Regions from separate parts of the Homo sapiens genome. Here region 1 is linked to region 2. The links are chromatin contacts, found by Hi-C in ENCODE. All regions are on one chromosome and are shown on one strand. Each heading gives the region's core, a stretch centred on a gene start or an enhancer-like site at or near the end of the contact. The rest is flanking DNA. Distances are from core to core; before and after follow the strand shown. Region 1 holds the start of MIR133A1HG (MIR133A1 host gene). Region 2 holds the start of GATA6-AS1 (GATA6 antisense RNA 1 (head to head)).

Region 1 (5,794 bases), core at 2,462-4,961, 340 kb after region 2:
AAAATCAACTTGATTTACTAAGCTGTGGAGAAACACTGCAGATAGCCCCAAATCAAAACTAATGCAAGGGTCAACTAGCCAGGAGTGGTGAACTTTTTGGTTTTGTTTTTAAATATCTATTTTAAAGCAATGTTAGATTTATAGAACATTGCAAAGCTAGTACAGAGTTCCCATATACTCCTCCATCCTTGTTACTAACATTTTACATAGTATGGTACATTTGTTTCAATAAACCAATGTTGAAGCGCTGTTATTAACCAAAGTCCACACCTGAGATTTCCTTAGTTTTATTCAATGTTCTTTCTCTGTTCCAGAATACCCCTTTACATTTAGTTGTCTTTTCTCCTTAGCTCCCTTTGGTTGTGACAGTTTCCCAGACTTTCCTTGTTTTTGATGAGTCTGACAGTTTTGAAGAGTACTAATGGGATATTGTGTAGACTATTCCTCAGTTGGAATTTGTCTGATGCTTTTCTCATGATTACGCTGTGCTATTGGTTCTTAGTAAGAAGGCCACAGAGATAAAGTGTCATTTAATCACATCACACCAAGGGTACATACTATCAACATGCCATATGACTCTAGAAGTTAACCTTGATCATCTGGCTGAAGTAGTGTTCTTCATGTTTCTCCAATGTAAACATTTCCGTATCTCTAAACTATGCTCTTAGGAAGGAAGTGACTATGTACAGCCCACACTTAAGGAGCGGGAAGTTATAGTTCACCTCCTTGAGGGTGCTACATAAATTATTTGAACAGAGACCTACAGCCCTCTCATCTTAATCAAAAATTGCCAACCCCCTCAAAAAAAAATAATAATACAGGGCCTCAAGAAAAGAGGTCATCTTTGGGCCCAGCCTGCAAGGTAAGCTAAGGGAAAGTTAAGCAAAACAGTTTCTGGTCCCATCACTCTCACGTCAACAGCAGTAGTTCAGAGCAGCCTGTCTCCTTTCTTTCCATGAGGCAGGCAATCTTAGGAAGACACACTATAACCACAAGGACAGCAGCAGGCTGTTCCCTGCAGCACTTTAGTTAATTAAGAGGAGACTGTTAAGCTGCAAGCACTGAGGTCCGTAGAGTTACTGGGAAAAAGGTGTTACCAGCTCGAGAATTCAGTAATTTTGTTAAGCCAATAGACTGTCTCACCTGTGGAGCATAGTATATGAGATTTAGAGATATTTTCCCTAATGCTCAATTTGGTTGTTTTCCAAGAGGTTAAGGACATGGATGTTTTAAAGATAAGATCTTACTACCAGTTAAGCAGGCATTTGTGAATAGTGCCAAAGAAGCATTAAGTTCCAGAACAACTAATAGCAGTGCCTACCATAATCCCTGGCACATGATAGTATTCAAACGTTTGCTGAATGATGAACAAATGAGTTATAAAGAAGCAGAGGGGACAAGCAGCTGTCTACACTGGTATGCAGTATTCAAGTGGCACTGGGTCAATTTTTAGGGCCTGCCATGCTTTGCAATCTTTCTTCAGAGGCAGGCAACATTTTCCCAAACCCTACTAGCTAAACTGTGGAGGCCTTACATGTTAGTACTACTTAAGGCAAAACAACATTAGAATAGCACTGTAGCACATATTAGGTGTTCAATAAATGCTTGGTAAATTAATAAACAATCCCTCAAATCGGTAATGTAGATTAGTCAAGAATTCAAAAAGGAATTTATTAAGAAAACTGATCAACTGCCAGTAGTTCTTTTGGGCATGCTAAAAGCAGGTTACTATAAAACTGAACACATTTTGATCAAAAAGGTATACTTTGTATACCTAGTATAGGGAACTCAAAGTTTTGTTGAATGGAAGAAATGAATAAACAAATAATCAAATAATCATCTTTCTGAATATACTGAGGCAAAGATATTGGCAATATATATTTGATGCATGGTTTTGTTCCCAAGAGGAATAATTTCCTAACTCATTTCATTATCACAAATCTGAGGAGCAATGTGGCATAGTGGTGAAGAGCTCCCAGTCTGAAACCAAATTATCTGAGTTCAAATTCTGGCTCTAGCCACAATGGCTAGTGACTTCAGCAGATTACTTAACTTCTGTGCCTCAGTTTCCTCATCTGTAAAATGTGAGAAGAATCACAAATCCTACTTTATAGGGTTGTTATGAAAATTAAATGAGTTAATATTTATAAAGGGCTTAGAAAGAGAACCTGGCACATAACACATTATGTAAGTGTTTGCTTAAAAAATAAGTACTTTCACTGCTACAAAATCATTAACAAAATGGGGTACTTGAGAAAACTGAAAATTAACCTACTTTATACTCTGAGACATGTCATCTTCTCATAATATGAGTAAAATTATTTCAATATCTAGGAAAGCTGTTTAAAATTGCCCAATATCTAAAGAAGTATTCCTTATGCCACTGTTTTAAAACAGACATTCAAAATAATTAAACTGCTATGATATTAAATGCTAAAGACAACAAGAATGTGAAGGACAAACTTCCGTAGGTGAGTAAGCTCAGAAAACTCGTAATAGTTTTTCTTGTTTCTTAAGAGGACATATTTGGATTAAAAAACAAGGTATAGCTGGTTTCTCTTCTGCATTTTTATGTGAGATCTTAAACTATATCTCCACAGGTTTACTGGACTTCATGTTTTAATATTTTTTCTCTTTGATTAAAAAAATTTCAGTATCAAAATCTATTGTGAATATGCTATTAAAATTTAAAACAAAAGTATTTTTACCTCTGAGTCACATACTATGTAATAGAGTTATAGACAGGTTAATGACTATTTCAATCTGTGTAAAGTGTGCAATGATCATGCCTAAAAGTCACTTCAGAAAATTAGAGAAACATGACAATGTAGAAGGGACAGCAAAAACACTACACATTTGAATATAAAGTAGAATTCATAATAAAATGCATCTGAATACTTGTATAATTACTCAAAAGCATACTGGACCCTGTTTTTTACCAAAGCATTATAAAAAAAATTAACTGAAATTGACAGTGAATTGTTTTAAGTAGCACTTCTAAGATTTCATTTACATACTACTTTCTTCTCCCTTGATGATGTCTCTCCACCACCAATATACAGGTCTTACCTACCATTTCTATACATTTTCCATTCAATAAACTTTAAAAGCATGTATATGGCAACAACTAGCTCTAAAGATAACCCTACAAAATCCTTTCAGGCCTTTAGATATGTAACATATCACCATCCATAACATTTTTTATCAATCAAAAAATCAGGTTATAAAATGTATTTTGGCAGCAGAGGGACTTCACTTGTTCCATAACTGTCTAAAGATTGTCTTGCTACTAGCCATGGTAATTTTTTTCCTCTTTCCTTTTTTCTCTGCAGTGCTTCTAAGTATAGTGACAGTGCATCAGGCTTTCCTAGTCTCAGCGCAAGCTCAGTGAAAATCTGGGAAATGTAAGTGGAAACATGAGAGACCGCTTTATTTGGCAGTGCTTACCCCCCCTCAAAAAAAAAAAAGTGGGGGGCAGGACAAATGGCTAAGCAGTGTTTGGACCGCAGGATGAACAATCAATAGGCAGAAAGCAAGATTGAGGCTTCCTCAGCTTTTGGATCGACAATCGACAGCTGAGAGGCTATTTTTTGCTATGGTTGACTAAATATGGTCAGGGAAGAGAGAGGCACAAGAGAGCCTGTTTGCCTGGGAGTGCATGTTTCAAATGCTTAGCTGCCTATAAAGCTGTAACAGTTTAGCCAGTGGTCACTGAGGAAGAATATAAGTTAGCCTCGTAGTGACCATGTGGAAGTCCTGACCTCGCTTGCAGACTTGACCTCTGGATGTGACAAGGTAGCTTCACTACAGCTCTACTATTTAATCCTGGAAACTAAAAACCAAAAAAAAAAAAAAAAAAAATCTAAAAGCAAGAAAGATGCAGACTATTTCCTAAGAAGTCAGAAGAACCCAATGTATTCTGGAGGGCAAAGAAAAACAGGGTGAATGTTTACAGTTATTTGGGGGGAGTAAGGTGTGTTTTGGGTTCTGTTTTTGTTTTTTTTTTTTTTTGTCTTTTTTAGACTATAAAATTAACTTCTGCAACTTTTTCCCCTCTTCTGAAGCATTTCATCTGACAAGCTAGGTTCATTTTCTTGGCCTTTGTAGCAACCTTTTTTGATTGCTTAACTTTCCCTATATAACTGTGCAAGACTGTTATATGACATTCCAAATCAAATGGCCAACACTGATTCAATTTTAGAGTTGTTTTTGTTGGTGGTTTTTGTTTTTGTTTTTGTTTTTGGTAAAGGGAAGAGGGGAGGAGAGGGAAAAGTAAGCTTGTTTTTTGTTTGCTCGTTTGTTTTTCAAATTTATCTTAAAAGGTGAGGTTCTGTGTTCACTGATACATCCCCTTCCTTCACCGGGCTCATGAAAAGAAATGCTGAATCAGCAAATAGAGTGAACGAACAATCAAGATGAGATGGCTGCTGTTGATGTGATTCTCTAGGTTACTACCTTTCTTCCTGCTGCAAATGCTGCATGACACTAAGCTTACAGGTAACAGAGCACCATAAGGCCTGTACTTTTAAGGATGCTTATGACTTTCTGCATGCTTACCTATTATTGACTCAATATATGTTCTCATTGTTAAATTAAATTCTATCTAACCATAGCCTAATTTCACAATTCAAGTTAAGAGCTAATGTAGTGTAAAAAGGAATATTGTTCAGATACTATGGCAGTAACTTTTTATCTTAAAAATGTACAAATACATTATTGTCATTTACATTATTAAAGATTTAGTCATTATTGTTTCAGATTAAGTGATGATTTTGCATCTCTAGTAAGTCACATCCTGCTTCCAAAGTATACTTATTTTCTAAAACTATTAGCTTCTATTTCAAGGTTTAGTCAACCAAGAAACTTGGCAGATCATAAAATACTTTTTAATGCTTACTAATAATTGGCCACAAAAATAAATCAGAACGTGCATGGTGTAATTCTAATGCTGCATTGCTGAAACTGCTGTAGTGCTGGGCTATCTACTGCTACATTCTGATTTGCTCTCTATAAGCTGCACTAGCTTTTTATCACAAGCTGCAGAAATTCTACTATCCCTGCCCTTTTTTTTCCTCCTTTGACAAATCTGAAAATTTCTTGAGGTTTTAAATTAACCTTCTAATACCACAATAACTGAAGGCTACTTACCAACTATAATTTCTTTTCATTCTAAACTATCAAGGTAAATAAAACCCAGGTGCTCACAGACTAAAACCTTTCAGTTCTTTGAAGTGATACTTTCTAAAAGTTGACGATTCTGACAGTTATCCTTTATACTAAAAAGATTAAAGAATCAAAACAACTTAAACTCACCAAAATTAGATATTTCTACATCTATTTGAATTTGTATTCAACTCATATTTGTATTTAACCCAAAGAGAAGCATCAAAGTGCAAACTTCAGGTAAGGAACTAATAAAGAAAAAAGAATGACAAATTTTCAAATGATCACGAGTTCTTATCTGTGACCTTATAAAACACTAACAAAAATTCATAATCTTTAAAAAAGTTCAATTCACCCACACTCATCCTGGTTTTTCTCCTTGTTGTTTCAACTTCTAGAGTCAATATCAGAAATACTTATTGGTTAATTTGTTAGGTTTTGAGTAAGATATCTAGTTTGTAAAAAAAAAATTGAATTTAATTAATTACTATCTACCTGTAGGATCTAGAAGCAGACTACAAAAAAAGAAGAAATTCACTCTGAAGACTGAAGAAACACTAGGCTGATCTTAAGTTTCCGAAATACACTCTGTAACACTACACTGATTCTTTGAATCTCTTGCAAAAAGAAT
Region 2 (5,466 bases), core at 1-2,500:
GAGAAAAGGAGGGGGAACGCAACGGGCTGGGGAGGGGGGAGCGTGAGACCGCCCCAGAGCCGAGGCGACCCCAAATGGGAGAGCAGGAAGAATGACAGGGAGACTCGGAGCGAGTGGGGGAGGGAGGTGAAATGCAGCCGGGCTGGCCTCCTCCAGGCTGCTCTTCCAAATCGCCTCGGCTCATCGGAGATTACCACACTAAAATTAATGCCCACACACAGACCTGGCTAGATAGCAAGAAAGAAGTTTCTCTGCCTGCCTAACTACCGGCTCCCGCCCCTTTGCGCCGAGATAACTCGGAGATAAGGCTGCGCGCAGATAAGCGCTTCGAGGAGAGAAAAAGAGACTAGAAGTTGGTCCGCGGTGTCCCGGGAGCCTGGGAGCCGCCTCAGCCCGCCCGGAGGGAAGGAGGGAAACACCGTCGGAGCCGACCGCGGCCTGGAGAGGGCCGGAGAGCCGGAGGCCAGGGGCCCGCGACGAGTAGGGGTGGAGGGGAGGAAAGCGGGGAGATCGCGCGAGGAGGAAGCAGCCGAACCTCGGGCGGGCGCTGCGCATGGAGAACGGCCGCGGCGGAGGGTGCTCCCAGGCGCGGAGAGAAGCCGAGGGCGCCAGCGGGCGAGCGCGAGTCCGGGGTCTGCGCCGCGCTGCTGGTGAATAAAAAGGAGAGAGGAGGCGCCTCTTACTGCTCTGCCGGAAAACTGCAGCCTGGGCTCCTGATTGGACTCACCGAGCCCTAAACAAACAGCGCTCGCCGAAGGGTGCCAGGCTGTGGGTCGGAACTGCGCTCAGCGAGCAGCTGGGCGCTGGAGGTGAAGAGGAGGAGGAGGGATCGAGGGGAGGAGAGAAAAGAGGGTGGGGAGGGGACGGCGAGGGGGGAGGGGAGCGCGCCGCCCAGGCAGACAATGAGAGCCGCGCTGCCTGCGGGCGTGGGCTGAGCCGCAAGCCCTGTCCCCGGAGTGGGGGCGAGTCCACCCGGGGGGCACCGAGCCCAGGGACCCCGGGGGAGGGGCGGAGGCCACAGAACGCCTGACCTGGCTAGCGACCCGCACCCATCCAGCGGCGGTGCACCCTCCCGCTCCCGCAGTCGCACACACACACCCACACGAGGGAGGGGGAGGGAGCCTTGGCACGGGAGGAGTTGGCAGTGCACAGTCCCGCGCCGCCGCCGCGGCGGGAGGGGCGCTCCAGACCTTGGGTCAGCACGCCCCCAGAAGGAAGGGGGAACGTGCTCTGCGCCCCCCCGCCCCCCAACCCCCGCCTAGCCCCTTCACAGCAAATGCGCTTTTTGCCCTGAAGTTGTGTGAGACCGACCTTAAACTTTCTCCGACCCTATCTCGGGATGCTACGGCTCAGGTCGTGGTGGTTTCGGGAACCTCAAGACAACATTCCCCAGCTGACCTTTGGGAACTTTAACTCGGGTCGTCATGTACGGAAAGGTAGTCTATGGGGTACGCAGAATGGAAAAGGGCTTCCACATCAGTCGTGTCCGAGGACGCTCTCCAACTTTTGATGTCCCTGGAGAGTTTCTGATATTTCCCTGGAGAGTTTCAGGTAAGTCACAGATAAGTCACTGCGAAGAGGGGGTGTCACCTTCCCTGGACCCAGCGCTAAATGCTGCTTCCCCACCCCCACGTTCATATACACACCCCCTCTTCGCTCCCTCCAAACAGTTATCACAACTCTGTACAAACTGATACGGTCCCTAGCGGGCAAAAGGGACTGGAAATGAACGTCGCGGGGTTATCAGCGCCGATCTGTCAGCGGCAACTCGCGCGGCCGCAGGCTCGTCCGCTGCAGGAGCCGTGATATATGTCTCGCTCCCTTTCGCTTACAGAAAGGATTTCTTCCGACAGACGTGACCCCAGAAGGCTGCCGAGGGAGACTTTAGGACAAGAGGCGTTGTTTTTGTGAGAATGAATTTTTATACTTTACCCCGACCCCACCCCCTACCCCCCGCCCAGGTAAATCCAAGTAAATGATTTTCTGAAGGTCGGTCTCCTAGAAAGCGTTTAGGCTCTGGTTTTTTGTTTTGTTTCTATTTTCGTGTTTTCCCAGTTAGGGAAGGAAGAGGAGCCTGTGCAGAGTTGAACTGGGGTGGAGAGGTGCCTTGTAAAGTATGGTTTCCAGAGATGGTGAGACCTCGTAGCTAAGCGTTGTTTCCTCTGCACGTAACTGTGAGTTGTGAACTTGTGGCTCCTGGGGGAGCGGGACAGGGCCTGGCAGTGCGGGGGAGGGGGCAAGGAATTCAGGAAGTTGGCGAGAATTCTTCGTTTTTCATTCTTCGTTGTAAATTGCTTCTAAACACTTCTGAATTTTAAATTGCTACCGAGAAGGTCCAGAAACCGTTCTCATCCAATTTAGTCACTTTTATTACGTTCCACTTTGCCTCCCCCAATCACTGCGGCGGCTCCCAGTTTCAGCGTGGCCGCATTTGGAAAAGGCTGAAGGTAGAAAACTCTGGAATGGAGAGGCTGGCGACTGGAGCAGGATCCAGGGGCTTTAAATTTTAACCTGAATGCGATCGAATGCGCGACTCCCAGAAGAGATAGCCAGGCGTCCGCCCGGCCGCTCAACCCCCGCCAGGACTCGGAATGCCTTGCTTTTGGTTCTTTTCGTGAGTTCCGACCAAATGTTTAAGTGGACTGGGTTTTGCAGAAGCTCATTTGTAAGCACTGACGGAAATGGGTTGTGGGCATTTGATTTCCTTTGATTCCAACGTTTTGAAATAATGTTTCTCGGATTTGCTATTCGAAGCAATTTTCTAAAAACTCATATCTTATTTGCTAAAAATAAACTCTTTGGCTCAGTTTGTGTCCAGGCTGTGTACGGCCTCCAACCCTGAGCCCCGAGGAGATCGAGCCCTGGCGCGAGCCTGATCTCTGTCCTGTGTGTTTCTTTGTATTTGCAAGTACAAGGATGTCTGCGTGGATATCCCTGGACACTCGATACCCCCCGGGGACCTGCTTTTCCCGCAGCTCCGCAGACGCGGCGGGAGGGCGCGCTGGCCCCGGCGCTGCTGGGACAGAGGTGAGCAGCGGGGTGGACATTGACCGATTCGACAACGTTCGGGCTCTAAGGGCTCGGGAAGGGACCCGGCATTTTACCCTCCAGATTCCCAATCTATTTTTAAAAATAATGTTCAAAACATATGGGAAAAATAAGTGATTGCTCCTTTTCATGGTCACAGATTGTATTTATTTTTTCAGACTGGTTTTCCAACCTAACGAGGGAATGGGTAGTGAATGTTGTTGTTGTTGTTGTTGTTTATGTTGGTTAATTTCGAAATAAAACTGTTTAACTCGTACAGTTGATTCAGACAGAAAACCAGGCTGCCTGACGTCTCCAATGTGCCTTTTCCCCAATGCATCTTTGGCGCTAGGGACCGCTCTGGGGAAGACAAGCATGTTTTCAAAGCCACTCCCATGAGCCCCAGACCCGCGCGTGGAGCTTCCTGGGCGCGCCCCAGCTGGTCTGGAAGGCCGGCAAATTAGGAAGTTTGGAGGGAAGAGGTGCACCCCAAACTAGGGAGAAACCCAAGAGCTGGGGAGAAGGCCCCCACTAGTGTCCAAAGTACGCGGACAGCTCTTAAAAGTTATTGTTTTCTTCGTGGGGATATATATTTTTTCTTTTCCTTCCTTTCCTTTTTTTTTTTCTTTCACCCTCGCATGTCTCCTCTTTCGGGATTTGCTAATCTTGAACGAAACTGTTCTCTCCGGACTGTTTCGACCCAATGAGCGGCCCCTCCTGGGCAAGTCGTCCCCCTTACCCTCACAGAGGGCTGGCTCCCGGGCGCGGCCTGTCCCCAGGGTTGATTTATTTCGGCCGCGCCACACCACTATTCGCGATTCGAATCCACCCAGAACACTGCAGCCAATTGGGCAGGGGGCGGGGGCTTGGCTGCCAAACGGGAAGGGTGTTTGGGGACCCAGTCTTGCGCCGCTTCCGGAGGAGCGGCGAGACCCAGCAAGGACCCGCGTCCCCGTGCACCTCCACCCCCGCAAACTCACGCTCATTTTACGATCCTGTCACAAAACTGGCTGCTTCGGCGATGTTTCATAAGGAAAAAGAATGCATTTCTGACTTAAAACATATTTTTAACTTAGATTTTTAACAGCCCAGATTTATGAGGCCTTCTCGCTTATACCATATTTCTTCCCGTCTCTGGGACGCTTTTACCCAAGGACCCGGGGTCACCTCAGAGCCCCCCACCCCTGCCAGCGTCTGGGGCCAGTGGTGGGTTCCGGGCGGCGTGTCCCCCACTCAGCGGCCGCACTGCACGGTAGGCCGTCGACCAGAGTCCTGGCGGTGATTTTCTTTAAGTTTAAATCTCGGGAAACCAAAAACACTCTTTAGAAACGTCAGGTGGTGGCGGCGGAAACTTGCAGGTCGCCCCCACCCCCAGCGCCGGCTCCCGCCGGCGGCCACTTCGGGGAAGGACCGCGCGGAGCCAGCGCCGGGGTCCCCGGGCGGTCGGAATCGAGGCCCGGCGCGTTGCGCAGGCCAGGCCCGGCCCGGAGGCCCCTTGCCCGGCGCAGCCCCCGGCCGACCCCCGTGCGCCGCCGGCGGCCGCCAGCACGGCGCGGAGGTGGGCTAGCGGCGGCGGCGCACGAAAGGTCACCGCGGTGGCATTCCTCTCCGCGCTGTTTACGTGACTTAATGTACTCGCTGCGCCGCGGGTAAGTTCGGGCTGCGATAAGGGGGCGGCCGGGGGAGGGTCGCCGTAAAAGCCCCACGCCGGGCGCCTCCAGCCCTCCCCTCATCCATTAACCTTTTTACTTTCTTCTCCGCTCTCTCTCCAAGCCTGTTATCTAGGCCACCCAATGACCGACGAAAGATTTTCCCTCCCTGCTTCTCCCGTGGCCGCTTTAAACCAAATAAATTTAGCTATTAAGGGCCAAGATGTCTGACAAAAGATCGAAAGGTGTCTTTCCGTGATCGCTTAAAGAAGCGAAGGAGAAGCTTGCGGCTCTCAAATCCCGATAAAGAAATTCCGCGCCGGCGCCGGCCTCCCTCCCCGCGGCCTGGTTGCTCCCTGACGCCCTGAGACCCCGACTTCGGCGGCCGCAGACCTCGGACGGGCCCGGCGGGACCTGTGGCTGCCGCCTGGGGAAGGTGGAGGTCCCCGGGCTGCGGGGCCAGGGAGTGCCAGGCCCTAGGAGACGGGCGGACAAGGGGGTCCCCGGGAGCTCTGGAGCTCCAGGTGGGAGCTGGGTATCCTAAAACGGCCCCCGTGCACTTCGCGGAAAAACTAAGCCAAGCTCAGGGGGCCGAAATTACCACTCCGTTTTGATTATTTTCTGATACTAAATAATAAAGATAAAACCAAACTGCCCCCACCTACCATCCCACTCCCTGTAGGTCTGCTAAGGGGCAGTGTGCTGGTCCACGTCGCTGGTCCTGGGGCAGCGCTCCCTTTGAACCCCAGGCTGAAGGTGGTGGGTGGAACTGAGGCTGCCAGGGAAGGTG

Evidence for each region. A loop is a pair of places that touch in the nucleus more often than their neighbours do. Pooled maps may share reads with other maps.
Region 1: a map of ascending aorta shows a loop between it and region 2 (4-fold over the local background). The contact joins the promoter of MIR133A1HG here to the promoter of GATA6-AS1 in region 2. A Hi-C loop is called at or near these places in 3 of 168 maps with a recorded cell type or tissue (Right ventricle myocardium inferior, ascending aorta and cardiac septum) and 9 of 50 pooled maps.

What each region holds. Positions count from the first base shown.
Region 1 is chr18:21,829,323-21,835,116 of GRCh38, reverse strand. MIR133A1HG (MIR133A1 host gene) reads left to right here and starts at 3,711. Exons shown (of 3, transcript NR_110369.1): 1 at 3,711-3,795; 2 at 4,323-4,497; 3 at 5,665-5,794. All of the region lies in intron 12 of MIB1 (MIB E3 ubiquitin protein ligase 1), which reads right to left.
Region 2 is chr18:22,164,752-22,170,217 of GRCh38, reverse strand. GATA6-AS1 (GATA6 antisense RNA 1 (head to head)) reads left to right here and starts at 1,250. Exons shown (of 2, transcript NR_102763.1): 1 at 1,250-1,551; 2 at 1,835-3,320. It overlaps GATA6 (GATA binding protein 6), which reads right to left and starts at 629. Exons shown (of 7, transcript NM_005257.6): 1 at 536-629. RefSeq lists enhancers at 2,481-2,984, 4,604-5,182.